Linked DNA regions of Homo sapiens: region 2 is linked to region 1. Evidence: read pairs that join two places in POLR2A ChIA-PET (ENCODE). Cell type or tissue: OCI-LY7. All regions are shown on one strand. Links, peaks and the distances in the headings refer to the core of each region. The heading gives the core; the rest is flanking DNA.

Evidence for each region. Peaks named below come from ENCODE experiments on the same cell type or tissue, not always from the same donor. Only the 100,000 strongest peaks of a DNase experiment are listed, where the experiment ranks them.
Region 2: POLR2A ChIA-PET joins it to region 1 with 5 read pairs; 11 of 35 experiments call an interaction of 5 or more read pairs at or near these places.

The regions. Positions count from the first base shown.
Region 1 is chr17:75,243,148-75,247,147 of GRCh38, reverse strand. GGA3 (golgi associated, gamma adaptin ear containing, ARF binding protein 3) reads left to right here. Exons shown (of 17, transcript NM_138619.4): 2 at 352-436; 3 at 564-639; 4 at 2,431-2,529; 5 at 3,578-3,701; 6 at 3,982-4,000. Among named protein-coding and RNA genes, the nearest start is that of GGA3, 16 kb to the left of the region's middle. In OCI-LY7, for the core only: no CTCF peak of the experiment used is centred there; DNase peaks (open chromatin) are centred at 2,427 and 2,787; H3K4me3 peaks cover 1,403 bases; H3K27ac peaks cover 2,741 bases.
Region 2 is chr17:75,113,779-75,129,841 of GRCh38, reverse strand. ARMC7 (armadillo repeat containing 7) reads right to left here. Exons shown (of 3, transcript NM_024585.4): 3 at 1-1,165. The coding sequence ends at 804. Among named protein-coding and RNA genes, the nearest start is that of NT5C, 9.9 kb to the left of the region's middle. RefSeq lists enhancers at 4,670-5,869, 14,772-14,821, 14,862-14,921, 15,363-15,902. In OCI-LY7, for the core only: no CTCF peak of the experiment used is centred there; a DNase peak (open chromatin) is centred at 3,721; H3K27ac peaks cover 377 bases.

The DNA.
Region 1 (4,000 bases), core at 1-4,000:
GTTCCCTTTATTATCTTTACATGTTTCATGTAGGCATTTTTTTGGGAATATTTTAATTATTTGTGTTTGTCCTTTTGACCTTGATTCCACTCTAAGCTTCATGAGACAGAATTTGTTTTCTCTTTTATTTGTGACTTTCAAAATACTGGACAGAAAGCAGTATTTGTATTTGCTCTCCGACTGAATTTTTTTTTTTTCTGTCTCCTTGCTACTGACTGTTCTACTGAGGCTTCTCTATTAGAGAGTAAAGTTGAAAGCAAACTCTTAGTGCTTAAAACTTGCGAAGAAAACCTTCCATTGCATCCTCATTGCTCTTCCTAACACTTGTCCTCTTCTTTGTTGTGTTGCAAGATAAAGCCACCAATCCTTCCAACCGCCAGGAGGACTGGGAATACATAATTGGCTTCTGTGATCAGATCAACAAGGAGCTGGAAGGGTGAGTCTCAGCACTGTGGGGGCAGCTGAGAGGGAGCGGACTGGGAAGGGGAACAACCATGGCCAAGGAGGGCCAGCCAGGTAGCCCCAGGCTTAGTGCACTGGAGTGTGTTCTGCTTGTCCCCCAGGCCACAGATCGCCGTCCGACTGCTGGCCCACAAGATCCAGTCCCCACAGGAATGGGAGGCGCTCCAGGCCCTGACGGTAGGTCCTTCACTCTCCGGAGGTGGAAACCGCAGCCCTTCACCTGCCCACGCCATTCCTCGTGTCCCCATAGCGGTTCTTAGGGCTCCTGCCAAAAGCCAACAGAAAGTCCTTGATACAGACTAGATAGATCTCGAATCTGTTCAGCCAGCTGTTCCACAAATCTGTGTGCATTGTGCCAGGCCCTGAGGCCTCAGAGGTGACTGCAGTGCCGTCCCTGCCAGCATGGCCACATGGTTAGTGTGTGAGGCAGAGGGGCTAAGGAAAGCAGCCCAGAGTCAGGGCCCTGAGCCCCATGTGGCGCAAGAGAAGGCTTGGTGAAGAGATGCTGACAGGGCTGTGTTGATAGTTCAGAGCTGGCCAGCTGAAGAAAAGAGGGGTCGGTCCAGTTCATTCTGTAGTTAAACAATGCCAGTCACTAGCGAAGGTGTCGCACTGATGGCTGAGGCCCCTAGGGCAGATCCTGGTGTCTGTTCAGACTGAGGGAATTTAAGGTGTGGAATGGTGCCTGGCCCTCAGTGCCTCCACATGCTCCGAAAACAAAGAGCAGCCGAGATCTGAGGAATCCGGGGCTCTAGCCTGACTGCATTCAGGTCCTGGAAAGCGAAAAGAGGAAATATCATCTGGTTCACATGCACCCCTCAGTCATATTTGCTGTAGAACGAATTCCTTAAAACAGTGATTCTCAGCAGGGCACGGTGGCTTGTACCTATAGTCCCAGCACCCTGTGGGGCCTAGGCCGGGAGGATCGCTTAAGGGAATTCAAGACCAGCCTAGGCAACGTAGTGAGACATTGTCTCTACAAAAAATAAAAAAATCAGCCAGGCACGGTGGCACACACCTGTGGTCCCAGCTCCTCGGGAGGCTGAGGTTGAAGGATGGCTTGAGCCTGGGAAGTTGAGGCGAAAGTGAGTGGTGATCACACCGTTGCACTCTAGCCTGACCAACATAGCGAGATTCTGTGTCAAAAAACAAAAAAAAAACGTAACAAAACCCAGTGATTCTCAACAGGGCCCTCCAGGGAACATTTGGCAGTGTCTGGAAACATTTTTAGTTGTCACACATCGGGGTGGGGGTCCTCCTGGCATCAAGTAGGCAGAGGCCAGGGATGCTGTTCGACACCCTATAAAGTGCAGAGTGGCCCCCCACAACGAAGAATGACCAGCCCAAAATGTCAGCCAGGCCTCACCTGAGAAACCTTGCTTTAAAATGCAGAAGCCAAGAAAGAGAGCCTGGACAGTGCACTCCCCCTTAGAAACCGCAGTGCCAGGGACCACAGGCAGCACAGGAAAGCCAAAGCGTGAGTTAGGGAGATAAGCGGAGGGAGGAGAAATATCCTGTCATCTTTCTCACAGATAATAGGATTTAAACATCCCTCCCATTCCCTGCACAATTGTTGGTGAGCTTGTGGAAAAAACCCAGGACACCAAGTCAGAGAAACTTTGTCCCTGGACCTCACCTCCCTCATTGTAAAACACGAGGCCAGAATCTTTAAGGAAGGCACCTTCCAGGACTGGCATCCAGGCCTTCTTGGGGTCGGGGTCTCGGGGTTTCTTGCTTTAGTCCCTGCCCAGCTTCCCCAGCAGAGGTTTGCAGTTGGAGGGACATGGTCTGTGAGTGATCTCGTTGCTTAATTACACTGTCCCCGGGCAGTGCACACTGCTTTTCGTGATGAGCTCCTTCCTGTGGGCGTGTTTATTCAGTACTCTCTGGGTGCCAGGGATCTTGCCAGTGCCAGGTTCCAGCCCCGAGCACGCCCTCACTGAGCGCCTCTCCTCTGTGCGGCTACAGGTGCTGGAGGCATGCATGAAGAACTGTGGGAGGAGATTTCATAACGAAGTGGGGAAGTTCCGCTTTTTGAATGAGTTAATCAAAGTCGTCTCTCCAAAGGTCAGTCAGCGGCAGATTCCTCGCTTTTAGGGACTTCTTTTGTGTTCATTCCCATCTCCCATCATACTGGCTTTCACTGCCCATCCAACATCTCCAGGGAGCTGAGATTATTTGTGTCTTGTCCTTAGAGAGCTAGGCCCTGGAGGTAACGGGATGACCAAACAGGCCACAGGGACCGGCAGCTTTTTCTGAAGCGCCCTCAGCCCAAATCTGACAGGTGATGTGGTAGTGGCTGTGTGTTTGTCCAGGGTGAGGGCCCATGTAGTGTGGGACTCTAGGCACCTGGCACATGGCAGTTGTGGGTTTTGTGGGTTTTCTTGGCCTGTGTCACGTGGATACGGGGAGCTGGCCTCCGTCATTGCTCCGATGCTCAGCTGGCCGTGTTCTGTTGCACGCTGGTGTGGCGCAGCTCTGGGCCCCCACTTAAAGCAGAGGGAATACTTTACCATGCTAAAGACATTCTCATGGACACCCCCAAGATAAAATGCAGTTGTGTTTCTGGCAACTTGTGCGTGAAAATGCACTTTCCTCAGAACTCAAAATATCCACCCAACCATGGCCTGCACCACATGGGCATCAGGGTCACAAGGAAGCCTCTCTGTCTTGATGTCCCCAAGGTAGTAAGGAAAGGCAGAGAGCAGGGGTGAGCACCGAGGGCATGGTCTCTGGTGTCAGACTCAGGTTTCCATCCGGCCCTTACACCCTGGGCAAGTTAGATGATCCCAGGCGGCAAATGGGGACGCCACCCCTACTGACGTGGCTGCTGTGCAGATGAGTAAGGTCATGAATACACTTACAGGACACTTCCTGGACAGGAGGTGATGACCTCCTGGCCCCCTGCCTATCCACAGACTGTATCCAGATGGACACAGCCACACCACAGGGAGTCGTTCCCCTCCCCACGCTGTCTCACACACACTTGGACACCTGCAGATTTTGAGTAGGACCATAGCTGCTGAGCAGCCACGCCATTGCTGTGGAGGGAGCCTTACACTTTCTCTGCCTCCGAACTGCACTTACTAGGTCCTCATTTTCTTTTGCCATGTAGTACCTGGGGGACAGGGTGTCTGAGAAAGTGAAGACCAAGGTTATTGAGCTGCTGTACAGCTGGACCATGGCCCTGCCAGAAGAAGCAAAGATCAAAGACGCCTACCACATGCTGAAGAGACAGGGTACGTGTCTGCCTGCCCGCAGCCTCCAGGCAGCCCTCGAAGGCTGGCCCAGGCAAGGAGAGAAGGGAAGGTTTGGGATCCCCAGAGTCCCTCCTGAAGAGAACAGCATTTGTCCCCAGGCAAGGCTGAGTCGGAGTTGGATGGGATAAGGTGTAGCAGCCTGCCCTCCACCCTGCTACCCTTTGCAGGTCTTGATCACAGGGACGTGGCCCTTGGTGTATGAGGAGGGGTGACAAGGCAACCACAGCCTGAGTGCACGTGCTGCCATGTCCCCTTTCAGGCATAGTGCAGTCTGACCC
Region 2 (16,063 bases), core at 1,715-5,714, 120 kb after region 1:
GTGACAGCAGAGGAGGGCCGAAGCTTTCAGCCGGGGCCATGGGGTGGCAAGGGGAGAAGATGCAGTTACCAGGGCTGGTGCCTCTATTCCGACGTATCATCACCTGCATGGCCTTGTGCTTGATGCCCGATGGCCACATTAAGTCCCTGGGCTGTCACTCAAGGGCAGGGACCACATCTTCATCTTGGAGTCATGGTGCCTAACAGCAAGGCTGGGTGGACAGTCAATGCTGGGCCACAGGTTATCCAGGTTGGCATCCACCAGGCCCAAATGCCCAGCTTGGAGAGCCCCTGGGGGAGGCATCCATCCTCCAGAGCCCTGGAGGGGGCACCACATCTTCCCAGGGTGAGATCCTTTCACCACGAGGCATCTCATTCCTATACCTGAAAACTACTCCAGACACTTCTGTTAAGGGATAATCCCTGATTTCCTGCAGCGAAGGCAGCTCTCCTAAGCCTCAGGCCCAGCTCCTGAGAACACTGTCCTGCAAAGCCTCTGGGTCCAGGCACTTGGCCGCTTCTTACACCAGGGCCTGAGTCTGGTGGTGGTGGCACCTGATGTAGGATTGAGAGTGCCAGCCTATGAACGCAGCTCCAGTTTGATCTTCTCCGTGTCTCTGGAGTCTGGCTTCCTCACTCCCAGTGGCGTTTCATCAGTGTAAATGCCTGTCCTGCTGAAAGAACCCGCCTTTCAGATGGCTGAAAAGGCACCAATGGGGCAGTATGTGCTCCCCGTTCCCTGCGTCCACATCAGGACTGTGGTCTCCAGCAGTAGGGGTGCCACGGTCTCGCAGTCTCCATGGATCAGCGCTGCCGTGGGGCCACGCTCCTCGGCAGTGGGATACCCAGGGCAGAGTGCGCCTGCCGGCTGCGGGCCTCGGCCACCTGGCGGGGGGAGCAGAAGTCCTCCAGGAAGATCTGTGCCAGGTTCCGGAGCCTGGCGCTGGCCGAGAGGGAGAAGCGAAGCATGCACTGCACCACGGGCGTGGCGGTCAGCTCTGGGAGAAAGCTGCGGCCCGGCGGGCTCAGGTGCATGAGCGTGGTGATGGCAGACAGCACCGTCTCCTCATTGGGGCTGGATAGGCAGTTGATGATGAGTGGGACACCTCCTGCGTGCAGGATGTGCTCCTTGTTGGCCCTGTCTGGGCACAGGTTGCACAGGCCTCCTGTGGGAGAGCAAGGAAGAGTCTGGATGCTGTAGCCCCGGGCCTCCTCCCACCTCCCCTGCCCGTGAGCCCCAGGTAGGGGCCCAGGCTGTTGAGAAGCTGGCCCCAGCACAAGGCATCCAAAGCCCATTCCGGCTCCTGCCTTCTCAAGTTTCCAGAAAGGCCTGCCTGCCTGCTCCAGCCTGCCACAGCCCACCCTTCCAGAAGTGGGCACAAATCCCTTTCCCTCTCAGTTCAGCAAGTTCAATGGCTGATACGCTTTTTTTTTCCCCTTTCTTAAATGTAAAAACCTAAAACAAGGCCGGCCCGGGCACGGTGGTTCACGCCTGTAATCCCAGCACTTTGGAAGGCTGAAGTGAGTGGATCACCTGAGGTCACGAGTCCGAGACCAGCCTGGCCAACATGGTGAAACTGTCTCTACTAAAAATACAAAAATTAGCCGGGTGTGGTGGCAGGTGCCTGTAATCCCAGCTACTTGTGAGGCTGAGGCAGGAGAATTGCTTGAACCTGGGACTCGGAGGTTGCAGTGAGCCGAGATTGCATCACTGCACTCCAGCCTGGGCAACAGAGCTAGACTCTGTCTCAGAAATAAATAAATAAATAAAAAACTAAAACCCTGTAATGTATCATCACCTTAGAACAGTTTATAAAAGTTATAAAAATATAAGATGATGGTTTCATGGGTATATACTTATGCCAAAATTTATCAAATTGTACCCTTTAAATATGTACAGTTTATTATGTCCATCATATAGCAATAAAACTGTTAAAATACTAGAATGGGCTGGGCACAGTGGCTCACACCTGTAATTCCAGTGCTTTGGCAGGCCAAGGCAGGAGGATCCCTTGAGCCCAGGAATTCGAGACCAGCCTTGGCGACATGGCAAAACTCTGTCGCTACCAAAACACACACAATTAGCCAGGCATGATGGTACACGCCTGTAGTCTCAGCTACTTGAGAGGCTGAGGTGGGAGGACTGCTTGGGCCCACGAAGTGGAGCTGCAGTAAGCCATGAACGCACCACTGCACTCCAGCCTGGGCGACAGAGTGAGACCCTGTCTCAAAAACAAACAAATGGCTGGGAGCGGTGGCTCACGCCTATAATCCCAGCACTTTGGGAGGCCGAGGTGGGTGGATCACCCTGAGGTCAGGAGTTCCAGACCAGCCTGGCCAACATGGTGAAACCCCGTCTCTACTAAAAACACAAAAATTAGCTGGGCCTGTGGCACATGCTTGTAATCCCAGCTACTTGGGAGGCTGAGGCAGAATAGCTTGAACCCGGTAGGTGGAGGTTGCCGAGATGGCACCACTGCATTCCAGCCTGGGCAACAGAGCAAATACTACGTCTCAATGTTAGGCGGCTGACCTAACATTTGTTTTTCATTCTACAATTTGAAATATGTGAATATATGTAAGTATTTAGTAAAAATGGGATACTCTGCTTGCTGCTTGGTCAGTTTTCTGAGATGGGGTGGGATCTCCCTATGTTGTCCAGTCTGGTCTTGAACTTCCGGCTTTAAGCCATCCTTCTGCCTCAGCCTCCCTGGGAGTTAAGACTGACTCCAGGCATGCACCACTGTGCATGGCTTACGCCAGCTTTTTTTTTTTTTTTTTTTGAGACAGTTTTGCCCTGTTGCCCAGGCTAGAGTGCAGTGGCATGATCGCGGCTCATTGCAACCTCCGCCTCCCGGGTTCAAGTGATTCTCCTGCCTCAGCCTCCCAAGTAGCTGGGATAACCGGCATGTGCCACCATGCCCGGCTAAATTTTTGTATTTTTAGTAGAGACGGGGTTTCACCATGTTGGCCAGGCTGGTCTCGAACTCCTGACCTCAGGTGTTCCACCCGCCTCGGCCTCCCAAAGTGCTGGGATTACAGGCATGAGCCACTGTGCCCCGCCCAGCTTTTTTCATTTACCAATATATTGTGATTAGCGGGGCATGGTTGAGCACACCTATAGTCCCAGCTACTAGGGAGGCTTAGGCAGGAGAGTTGCTTGAACCCAGGAGGCTGAGGTTGCAATGAGCTGAGATTGCGCCATTGCACTCCAGCCTGAGCAAACGAGTGAAACTCCATCTCAAAAAAAAAAAACAAAAACAAAAAAACAATGTATTGTGAACATCTTTCCATGCCAATAAATTCACATTCATGGCTATGCAGTGATTGTAGATTAATGGTAAGGAGTGTACCATTTGACAGATATAGTGTAATTAAGAGAATAGAGCATTTTAATGTTATTTCCATGTCACCGTTACTAGGATTCTGGGGGAAAACAGAAAAGGCAACAGTGACAGATCAGTGGTTCTGGATCAAAGAACTCACGTGCTCAGGTAATGTGGCTGGAATCCCACTCCCATTCCCTCAAGTCAGGCCCCCTCAATGTAATGACCTCTTAGCCTTGGGGACAGATGCTACCTTGTTTTGGAGGTCACTCTGCTCAGCACTGGCTGCTCCCTGCGGGAAGATGACTTCCTGTGCATCCTGAGCTTCCTGTCATCACGGTACCCCTCCCTTTGGTTCCTGCTCAGTGGAGGAAGCCACCTCTCAGCTCATTTGCAAAACATGCCCAGTGTCCTGAGTGACCAATCAGTGAAGGCCACAGCTCTACCCACTTCCCCTGTTTTTCTGGAAACTAACAAAGAGAAGACTTACCTGAACCTGAAACCCAACTAAGACATCTTCCCCAGCCAGAGGGACAGGTGCCCATGGTGCCCCCGCCAAGGACCCTCCTCCACTGACTGGGGCAGGAGTCTGCCAAGGTTTCACTCTGCTGCCTGCTCCCAAGCAGCACCTGGGTCAGGCTGGTCCTGCTTTGAGGGAACCTTTTTTATTTTTGAGATGGAGTTTCACTCTTTCACCCAGGCTGGAGTGAAGTGGCGCGATCTCGGCTCACTGCAACCTCCGCCCCACCAGGTTCAAGTGATTCTCTTGCCTCAGCCTCCCAAGTAGCTGGGATTACAGGTACATGCCACCACACCTGGCTAATTTTTTTTTTGTATTTTTAGTAGAGACAGGGTTTCGCCATGTTAGCCAGGCTGGTCTTAAACTCTTGACCTCAGGTGATCCACCCATCTTGGCCTCCCAAAGTGCTAGGATTACGGGTGTGAGCCACCGTGCCCAGCTGGGGGAACATTATTAAAGGATCCCACTGCATGTGGAGTAAATTCCAGATGTCCGTGTGCTCCTTACCCCTGAGCCGTCCTGTCTGTTCTTCCCTCTCCCTGGCACTCATTGCAGTCTCCAACCTCAGTCCATCCCTGAGACCTTTCAGCCCCCAGTTGTCACACACTGACACCCTCTTGCTGGTAACAAGCCCTCCACTGCTCTCCTTGCAAGTGGCGTCTTCCTGGGATACCCGACTAGGTGCTCTACCATGTCAGGGCAGCCCTTCATCACCTGATCCTTTAAGCACTGACCCGGGGGGGAAAGGGTTCAAAGAACCGCAGATGGTCAGGGGGCTGGACAGTGTGGCTCCCTGACATCCTGCCCACCCTGGACTTCTGTAGTTCTTAGATCTGGGCTGCAGCTCACAGGCAGGACACATCTGAGGGAGGGAAGGAGCTCTTTGGCCTCTCTGGAGTCCTGAGAAAGAGTAGCAGCAGCAGAGGGCAAGCAGGCCCTGACTGAGCGCCTCTCCCCATGGGGCCCTTGGAGCCTCCCTTGCCAGTCCCACTTCAGCACTTGCTAAAGCACAGGGTGGCCCCTAGCGTGGCTGTGGCATTCTGTAGGCTGCCTTTTGTCCTTGCTCTGTCCCTTCCACCAGGAGCTATAAGGCAGGGCTCAAGTTCCTAGAACCGTGGACACTTCACTGAGCACGCACTGGACACATGACTGAACCCTAGAAACAAGTGCTAACATCACCCCCATTTCCATGGGAGAAGTCAAGGCTATGAGAGACTGAGTGAGCTGCCCAAAACGCTAAAGAGATGGGAGCCTTCTGCCCCTCGGCCCTCCCATGGGAAATGGCGGCCCTCCCATGGGAAATGGCGGGGCCCTCTGGAAGCAGTAAGGACAACGAATCCAGCCTTGGGCAGATGCCAGGCTCAGTCTGGAGCAGGGGCAGTGGAAGTGCTGTGGTCGGACTCTTCTGCTCAGACACACCCGCGGCATGTCTCCCGAGCTGACGGGAGCGGCCTTCCTGTGCACACTGGACTGCGGGTGGGGTGATGGGATTTCTCTCTGTGTAAAGTGTGATAAGATGAAGCCTGAGTCACTGCCTGGCAGCTGAGTCATCACCACACCCAGGTGCGCCTGGGCAGGGCACTGCCACCCAGACTGCGGAAAACCAGAGGGTGGGGGCAGGAGGAGGCCTCAGGAGAGCCACCCTCTCCCTCCCTCCCCACACAGAGGCCTAGGAGTCTCCAAGGATGGACCGGGTGCCTGCCAGAGCTCACCAGCTGCTTGGACCCTCTCCGCAGTGGCAGGGAACTCCTGAAGCTCCTCTGCCTAGCGGGTAGTGTCCCTTAGAGATGAAGAAGGCGGTGAGGGCCAGAAAAGAAAAGGGCACAGAGTTTCAGGGCAGGAAGTCTGAGCTGGAGCAGAAAGATGAGCCAAGATGGCGCCAGAGGACCCACAAGAGGCCACAGCAACAGCTGCTTTGAGCTTCTCCCTGGGTCTACCTGTGTGAACCTGCCCTGAAGAACTGAGAAGGGCCATGGAAAAAGAGCAACGTGGAAACTGGGAGCTTCCTAGAATGCTTGGTAATAGCCAGATGGCTAAATTATGGTACATGCATATGATGAAACAGTATACAGTACTTTTTTTTTTGAGTATGAGCCTCGCTCTTGTCGCCCACGCTGGAGTGCAGTAGCACGATCTCGGCTCACTGCAACCTCCGCCTCCCGGGTTCAAGCAATTCTCCTGCCTCAGCCTCCCAAGTAGCTGGGATTACAGGCATGCACCACCACGCCCAGCTAATTTTGTATTTTTAGTAGAGATGGGGGTTTCACCATGTTGGCCAGGCTAATCTCGAACTCCTAACCTCATGCCTTGGCCTCCCAAAGTACTGGGATGAAAGGCGTGAGCCATTGTGTCTGGCAATATTTACAGTTCTTAAAAATAATGTCTTCAGGCTGGGCGCGGTGGATCACAAAATTAGGAGATCAAGACCGTCCTGGCTAACACGGTGAAACTCCCTCTCTACTAAAAATACAAAAAATTAGCCGGGCACGGTGGTGGGCACCTGTAGTCCCAGCTACTCAGGAGGCTGAGGCAGGAGAATGGCCTGAACCCGGGAGGTGGAGCTTGCAGTGAGCAGAGATCGCACTGCTGCACTCTAGCCTGGGCGACAGAGCGAAACTCGGTCTCAAAAAAAAAAAAAAAGTCTTCAAAGGCCAGGTGTGGTGGCTCATGCCTGTCATCCCAGCACTTTGGGAGGCCGAGGCGGGTGGATCACAAGGTCAGGAGTTCAAGATCAGCCTAGCCAACATAGTGAAACCCCGTCTCTACTAAGTAAAAAAAAAAAAAAAAAAAATTAGCTGGGCCTGATGGTGTGTCCCTGTAGTCCCAGCTACTTGGGAGGCTGAGGCAAGAGAATTGCTTGAACTCAGGAGGTGGAGGTTGCAGTGAGCTGAGATCGTGCCACTGCAATCCAGCTTGGGCGACAGAGTGAGACTTCACCTCAAAAATTAAAAAAAAAAAAAAAAAGTGTCCAAAGAATAATTCATGTTAGAAAATGCCTGTAATTTAAGATGAAGGAGGGAAGAAGGACACCAGATTGTACATACAATAAGATAGGCCCGCTAAGACGCCACCTCCTCTAAGAGCTTTCTGTGAGCACCTAACCTGCCCCCCCACCACGCCCCCCTCACCAGGCTTTGCTTCTTTCCTTCACACTTACTGACATTACAGTAGTTATTTGTCAAAATATTGGCTGTTGCTCCACTAAACTATAAACTCCGTGAGAATGGGGACTCTGCCTTGTCTCATTCTCTATCAGCAGCCTCGCATTAGCAGGTGTTTAATAAATAGGAAAACGTTATCTCTACAGATATTCTTTTAAAAATTAAAAAAGCCAGGGCCAGGCACAGTGGCTCACTCCTGTAATCCCAGCACTTTGGGTGGTGAGGCAGGAGGATCACCTGAGGTCAGGAGTTCAAGACTAGCCTTGCCAACATGGTGAAACCCCATCTCTACTAAAAATACAAAAAATTAGCTGGGCGTGGTGGCACACGCCCGTAGTCCCAGCTACTCGAGAAGCTGAGGCAGGAGAATCGCTTGAACCCAGGAGGCGGAGGTTGCGGTGAGCCGAGATCACTCCACTGCACTCCAGCCTGGGCAACAAGAGTGAAACCCCGTCAAAAATAATAATAATAATAATTTTAAAAGATATTATTCTTTTTTGTTTTTGTTTTGAGACGGAGTTTTGCTCTGTCGCCCAGGCTGGAGTGCAGTGGCGCAATCTCGGCTCACTGCATCCTCCACCTCCGGGGTTCTCTGCCTCAGCCTCCCGAGTAGCTGGGATTACAGGCGCCCGTCAACATGCCCGACTAATTTCCTTTTGTATTTTTAGTAGAGATGGGGTTTCACCATCTTGGCCTGGCTTATCTTGAACTCCTGACCCTGTGATCCACCTGCCTCGCCCTCCCAAAGTGCTGGGATTATAGGCGTGAGCCACCACACCTGGCCAGATGTTATTCTTTTTTAAAAGCTGAATTTCACTGAGATAGGAGAATAACTCATCAAACGACACCATTAACACAGTAAAAAGGCAAAAGGAGAAAACATTCACTGACTATCCATCTGACAGAACGCTGGTATCCAGAACACATCAAGAACTCCTGCATATCAATAAAAGATGAACAACCCAATTTTGAAAATGAGCAAAAAGACTTAAACAAAGTCTTCTTTGCAAAAGGGCCAAAACATATGGAACTGTGCTCATTACGTATCAGAGAAATAAAAAGTATAACCACAAGAACATGCCACTACACACTCAACATAATAGCAAAAATAAAAAACACTGCTGCTGCGTGCAGTGGCTCACACCTGTAATCCCAGCACTTTGGGAGGCCGAGGAGGGTGGATCACTTGAGGTCAGGAGTTCCAGACCAGCCTGGCCAACATGGCGAAAACCTGTCTCTACTAAAAATACAAAAATTAGCTAGGCATGGTGGCCTACACATGCAACCTCAGCTACTCCGGAGGCTGAGGTGGGAGAATTGCTTGAACCCAGGAGGCGGAGGTTGCAGCAAGACGAGATTGTGCCAACTGTGCTCCAGCGTAGGCGACAGAGCGAGACTCCATCTCAAAAACAAACAAAAAAAGGCCAATACTAAGTGTTGGCAAGGAAGTGGAGCATATAGCATAACCTGGTGTAACTACGTGGAAAGTGATTTGGCAGCTTCTCATGACGTTAAACGCACATCTACCCTAGGACTGAGCAACTCCACTCCTAGGTGAGAGAAATGAGTACATATTTGTATGAACATGATCCTAACAGCTTCATTCATAAAGCTTCTAAACTAGAAACAATTCAAATCTCCGTCTACAGGCAGATGCATGAACAAATTGTGGCACATCCAAAGGAATGGATGATACTGCAATAATTTGGATGAATCTGAAAAACATAATGTTGAGTGAAAGAAATCAGATACGAGAGTAGATCCTGCATGGTTCTGTTTGTATGAAGTTCAAGAACAGGCAAAGCAAATCCACAGGATAGAGGTTAGAATAGTGGTTGCCTTGGAGTGGGAGATACTGACCCAGCGTGGGTGTGAAGGGAGTTTCTACGTCTTGGTTTAGGAGCTGCTTACATGGATGTACACATAGCTCAATGAATTTCAAAATTCACCAAACTGACACTTAAGATATGTGCATTTTATTCTGTTGATCATACTGCAATCTTTTTTTTTTTTTTTTTTTTTGAGACCGAGTCTTGCTCTGTCGCCCAGGCTGGAGTGCAGTGGTGCGATCTCAGCTCACTGCAATCTCCGCCTCCCAGGTTCAAGTGATTCTCCTGCCTCAGCCTCCTGAGTAGCTGGGACTACAGGTGCCCGCCACCATGCCCAGCTAATTTTTTGTATTTTTAGTAGAGATGGGGTTTCACCGTATTAGCCAGGATGGTCTTGATCTCCTGACCTCGTGATCCGCCCGCCTCGGCCTCCCAAAGTGCTGGGATTACAGGCCTGAGCCACCGTGCCCAGCCACCATACTGCAGTCTTAAAAATCGTTATAAAACAGAAAGGAGAACAAGTTCCGACTTCCTGATGAACATGCTCTGCACAAGACAGAGAGAAAACAAGAAGCAAGGGCAGGGCCTTCCAGACATCAGGACACACAGGAACTCTACACGAGAACCCTGGAGAGGCAAAAGAGGAAACCCCACATGAAAGCAAGATGAGAAAGCCGGAGACTCAGGGAGGTCAGGTGGGTGACCTCAGCTCACACGCCATGTTGGGCACTGGTGCAGGGAGGGACAACCTGGACCATGAAGGGAAGGTTGAAGGATGGTCCCAGGGATTAAATGAGGTGATGCTGGCCGGGCGTGGGGGCTCATGCCTGTAATCCCAGCACTTTGGGAGGCCGAGGGTGGATCACCTGAGGTCAGGAGTTCAAGACCACCCTGGCCAACATGGCAAAACTCCATCTCTACTAAAAATACAAAAATTAGCTGGGCATGGTGGCACTCACCTGTAGTCCCAGCTACTTGGGAGGCTGAGGCAGGAGAATGGCTTGAACTTGGGAGGCGGAGGTTGCAATGAGCCCAGATCATGCCACTGCACTCCAGCCTGGTCAACAGGGCGAGACTCCATCTCAAAAACAAAACAAAACGAGGTGATGCTTCTGACAAGTGCTTAGCTGGCACCTGGCACCTGGTGGCTGGGCAGGCCCTCGGCAAGGGCAGCTCAAAATACAGCTACATCTGGGGACTCGCCCATGCTGAGCTGAAGCAGCCCAGGGTCAAAGTCTTCACAGCAGGCTGGGCGTGGTGGCTCACGCCTGTAATCCTAGCACTTTGAGAGGGCCGAGGCAGGCGGATCACAAGGTCAGGAAATCGAGACCATCCTGGCTAACACGGTGAAACCCTGTCTCTACTAAAAAAAAAAAAAAATACAAAAAAAATTAGCTGGGCGTGGTAGCGGGTGCCTGTAGTCCCAGCTGCTGGGAAGGCTGAGGCAGGAGAATGGCGTGAACCCGGGAGGCGGAGCTTGCAGTGAGTCGAGATCGCGCCACTGCACTCCAGCCTGGGCGACAGAGCGAAACTCCGTCTCAAAAAAAAAAAAAGAAAAAACTGTATCACAGGGTATTTTCAGAAGTCTCACCACCATTCTGGTCCCTTCTACCTTGTTCCCTGCCTCGTACTAACCCATTTCCTTATTACACTTTTGTGTCTTGCCAGCGTGAGTGCATACACAGAGGTGTGTTCATCTCCACCCTGCCTTCTCACACAAAGGGTAGCTTACTCTATGTACTGTCTGTCCTTCAGACTTGAAATTGAAGGAGCCATTTTCAAGACACTGAAGGAAAACCCAAGAACAAATAATCCCCTGTGAATAGTCCAGTGTACCAGTCCAGTGTACCAGTGTACCAGTGTACAGTCCAGTGTACCAGTGTCATAGAGGAACTGCCACTGGGGCTGGGTGCAGTGGCTCATGCCTGTAATCCTAGCACTTTGGGAGGCTGGGGTCGGAGGATCACTTGAGCCCAGGAGTTTGAGGCCAGAACAAGGGACTAGAGTCTGAGCCTGGTGCCAGCTGGGTTCCCAGGGCACAGAATTTGGATCCTGGATGACAGGGGCGAAGTCCTGGCTCCAGTTATCACTAACAGCGGGAGCCCCAGGCAGTGGACTTGCCCTCACTTGGTGGTGGGGGTTCCCGATATGTACAAAGGGGTTAGAACCATCGGCCTTGCCGTTCATGACCGATTCAGAGGCCTTGTGGACAGGCTGGTTCAGGTGGGCGTGTGGCGAGCACATGGTGTGCACTGGGCGGGCATCCAGGAGAGGCAGCTTTTATCCCAACAGCACCCAAACAGGAGCCCTGGACCCTGGGCAGAAAAGGCAGCCAGAAGCACAGAAAGGGTCAATAAACTAGTTCTACAATTGCTCTAAATGGGCAGATCCACAAGAGGCCACAAAAGAGGCCAGAGACTTGAAAACCCGTGCGTGTTCTCCGCGGTCGCTGTAGCCGGATCCTTCCTCATGGCTGTGGCGGTGCCGACGGCGGGCAACTGAGAGGAAGCCACAGGAGAAAGAGACCGCCACACAGAGACGACGGTGAGTGAGGCCAGGCCCCTGTTGGCAAGTGGTTGCTGCCACTGTAGTTCCACTGCCACCGCTGATGGGAACACTTGAGGCCAGACTGAAGCCCTGGCTGACATGGAGAGAGAGCAGGGGCTTCTCTAGGGGCCTGCAGGCCCCCAAGCATGGAAATAAAGGAAAATCTTGAGTCCCTTCATGAAATTCCAGGCACCTAGCTAGCCCTGAGAAGCAAGTGAGCAACTCGATAAGCAAGAAGGTAATAGTTAGCTTAAAACAATAGCCAAGGAAGTCAGAATCAGGGGATGTCTGGTTTCCCCATAGAAACTAAAGATAACTTTGTTTTTTTTTTTTTTTTGAGACAGTCTTGCTTTGTCGCCCATGCTGGAGTGCAGTGGCACGATCTTGGCTCACTGTAACCTCTGCCTGCCTCCTGGGTTCAAGCGATTCTCCTGCCTCAGCTTCCAGAGTAGCTGGGATTACAGGCTCCTGCCACCACACCCAGCTAGATTTTGTATTTTTAGTAGAGACGGGGTTTCACCATGTTGGCCAGGCTGGTCTTGAACTCCTGAGCTCAAGTGATCCACCCGCCTCAGCCTCCCAAAGTGCTGGGATTACAGGTGTGAGCCACCACACCCGGCCTAAAGATAACATCTTAATATCTGTCCTTGAGTTGCTTTTCAGAAATCTGGACCCTCAACAAACAATTCCCCTGGCACTGAGACCTCAGATAAGGGGAACTGAAAACTACACTCTGACCACTCTTTAGACTCCCTGAGGGGCCTGGAGGACATGCCCACAGGTTATAGCTAACATTCTTTTTTGCTGATGCCAAATTTGTAGACAAAGCTTCACCTCCTTAACCACTCACAAATCAGAAAATCTTTGAAGCCACCTATGATCTGTGCCCCATCCCTTGGAGACATCCTGCCTTCTTAGGCCAAACCAATATATAGCCTCCTGGTGTTGATTTAAAACTTTGTCTGTAACCTCTGCCTCCTGCCTTTGAACACCCTTAACCATAAGCCATCTGGGAATTTGGGTCTTAAGCATGAGCTGCCGGATTCTTCTTGCTTGTCGCCCCACAATAAAGGCCTCACTTTTGGCTGGGCACAGTGGCTCACGCCTGTAATCCCAGCACTTTGGGAGGCCGAGGCGGGCGGATCACCTGAGGTGAGGAGTTCGAGATCAGCCTGGCCAACATGTCGAAACCCCGTCTCTACTAAACATACAAAAATTAGCTGGGTGTGGTGGCGGGTGCTTGTAATCCCAGCTACTCAGGAGGCTGAGGCAGGAGAATTGCTTGAACCAGGTAGGCGGAGGTTGCAGTGAGACGAGATTGCACCATTGCACTCCAACCTGGGCAACGGAGTGAGAATCTGTCTCAAAAAAACCAAAACCAAAAACAAAAACAAAGCCTCACTTTCTCACTGCGATTTTTGTCAGTAATTGGCCTTAGTGTGCAGGGTGAGCGAATCCATTTGTTTGGATAGCATCCAGCTTCCAGCCCTCAGAGAGGAGGCAGAAGTGCTGGGCCAAAGAGCAGACCTCACTCAGAGCTGCCACAGCAAAGCCAGCATGGAAGGGTACCTGTGAGTGTGGTGGCTGCAGGGACAGACGGAAGGAAGCCTGCATTCTCATCCTGGCCTGCGACAGCCAGACGAGGGGCAGCTGTCTGCACCGCAGCTTCCTTATTGATAAAATGAGCAATTTGGAGTAAACTCCTTTCTCGCTTTCGCTCCACAATCCTAGGAATTGGAACTCCTCTAAGGGCAGGAAAAGGGCCAAGGGACTAGCTTGTAGACTCTGACTGCTCTGGGTTTAAGTCTCAGGTCTGGTACTCTTTATTTATTTTGAGACGGAGTTTCACTCTTGTTGCCCAGGCTGGAGTGCAATGGCGTGATCTTGGCTCACCTCAACCTCCACCTCCTCGGTTCAAGCGATTCTCCTGCCTCAGCCTCCTGAGTAGCTGGGATTACAGGCGCGTGCCACCGCACCCAGCTAATTGTATTTTTAGTAGAGATGGGGTTTCTCCATGTTGGTCAGGCTGGTCTCGAACTCCCGACCTCCGGTGATCTGCCCACTTCGGCCTCCCAAAGTGCTGGGATTACAAGCGTCAGCCACCATGCCCGGCCTAGGTCTGGTACTCTTTAAACCTTTGGCCAGCCCACAGAACCTCTCTAAGCCTCAGAGTCCTGATTGGAAAGAAGGCGGTGTAAGCACATCTACTTTAGTACTATGTCCAATGCACAAGATGCAAGCGCCTGGCATGCAGTGGGTGCTCCCCAAGTGTGAGCTAATGCCATCCGTGATGGGGGCACAACAGCACCGGGCCTGCAGCCAGGCTCTCCCCACCTGACATTGCCTGGGCACCCTCTGGGAGGCTGAGGATCGGTGTTCCTGTCATTCCGTGATGTTTTTCCAGAAGGTAAGAATTCCTGGAGCAGATGAGTGATTCCCTTGATAGGACGTTATCCCATCCCGCACCTCACCTCTCTGGGACAAGGGGCGACAGCTCACCCTCAAAGGGTTTTGGGTATTTGTCTTTGGATGGCAACCAAGGGAATCCTATCTATGGCTGCAGACACTAACCCTAAAAGAGCACTGTGGTGTTTCATTTAATTCTCTCAACTGATGTGAAGCAGCTACTGGCACTGTCCCCATCTGACAGATGATTGGAGGAGAGAGAGCCCACACCCAGATGCCTGCCTGACCCCAGGGCCCAGCTCTCATCCAACTCACTGTGCTGCCTGCCAACAAGCAGATACTTGTTTTGTTTGTTTTTGTAGGGACAGGGTTTTGCTATGTTGCCCAGGCTGCTCTTGACCTCCTGGGGGCTCAAGCAATCCTCTTGCTTCAGCCTCCCAGAATGCTGGGATTACAGGTATGAACCACCCTGCTCAACCAAGCAGACAATGGTTTTGGTTCCTTTTTTTTTTTATGGAGACAGAGTCTTGCTCTGTCACCCAGGCTGGAGTGCAGTGGCGTGATCTTGGCTCACTGCAACCTCTGTCTCCTGGTTCAAGCAACTCTTCTGCCTCAGCCTCCGAGTAGCTGGGACTACAGGTGTGCGCCACCACACCCAACTAATTTTTGTATTTTTAGTAGAGACGGGGTTTTGCCATGTTGGCCAGGCTGGTCTCGAACTCCTGACCTCAAGTGATCCACCCCCCTCGGCCTCCCAAATGGGATTACAGGTGTGAGCCACCATACCCAGCTTGGTTTTGGTTCTGCGAGCCACAGCCATGGGCAATCTGACTCAGCTCTCCACTGTGCCAGTCCTTCCAGAACCAACCCTGCTCAGGGGTGTTGCACCAAGTCATGGCCAGGACTCCACACCTATTAAGTGAAGATCTCCTGCCTTTTCTTCCCCTTCTTTCCTCCTCCCTAGGCCAAAAGGCCTAAGCACTCAAACCATGCAGACAGAAGTAAGGCTGGCTCTGGCTCAGGGAGATCACAATCTCAGGGCTGCCACATCGGATAAAAGACTCAAAGCTCCAAAGCGCAGCACAGAGCCTTCTCCAGAAACAGCAGAATAAGTGCCTGTCGGGGATCCCCAAGCAGAGACACTAAGAGAAAGGGAAACGACGGCAGTAAGAAAATACGCGGGGGCTCTCCTTCTCAGTCATGCATAATAAACACAAGAGAAATTTCGAGAAATTTCATTTGCATGTTGAAATTTCATTGCAACATGGTCCCACGGAGGGATTCGACGCTGAGAAAGCTACTGTGCTTGGGGCGGGGGGGTCTTGCTGTGGCAGAAGAAGGAAGAGAAAAAAAGGAGGAAAAAAATGGTTGGGAAAAGTAAAGCTGGTGATAATGATCCTAACAATTCTAAAATACCTGCACAGAGACACAGATGCACAGACACACTTCTGCTCCCACAACTGCTTGCGACGCAGGCAAGGCGGGAGAGGAAACCACGCTCGGAGAAGGGACGGGACTCAGCTTCTAGGAATCAGCTGAGAAGTGGAGACGCTGGGACCGCGGACTCCAGGACCCGGGCTCAGTCACCCACGCCGGGAAGCTGCCCAGGATGGCAAGAACCCAGCCCAGGCCCACGCCGCCCCCATAGCTCAGTGGACCCGGACCTCAGGGTGCCCCTGTCCTGGGAAAGTTGCTTCCTGACCCTGAGGAAACGCCAGCAGGAAAGACTCCACTTGGTAAACACTTTTGGTGGGGACTGCTCTGTGACTTCCGCCAATTTTTCTCCAGGGGCAGCAGCTTGATTTGGAGGAGCTCTATCGCCCCCTGGTGGAGATTTAGCCACATGCTTCTGCAGGGGCCACCGTCACCGTTCAGACTGCAGCAGCTGTGGGGGCAGAGGCACGAAAAGGGACGGGACGGAGGACGTTTTAGAGACCAACTTTTTAGAATATTTGTTTGGCATAATAATCTTCTAGAGGAGCTGGCATCACTCGGGGACCTGGGCAACTGGGGCTCCTGCCCTGGCTTGGCTTTAGCAGGCCCCACTCTGGTCCTCTGTGGGGCAGTAAGTCCAGGGAGCTCACCCAAAGCCCACAGCCGTCCTTCCCCTGCACCTGGAGCTCCAGGCCCTAAACCTGCTCCCACGGCTGCATGGGCCTCTCTCTTGGATCCTGACTCCCAGGAGTGAATGCCACTGTTGGTGTGTGCACTTCCAAACCCAGGGAGTGGCCAAGGGGCAGCTGTCTGTGGGGGTGTGAATCCGCACACACATGTG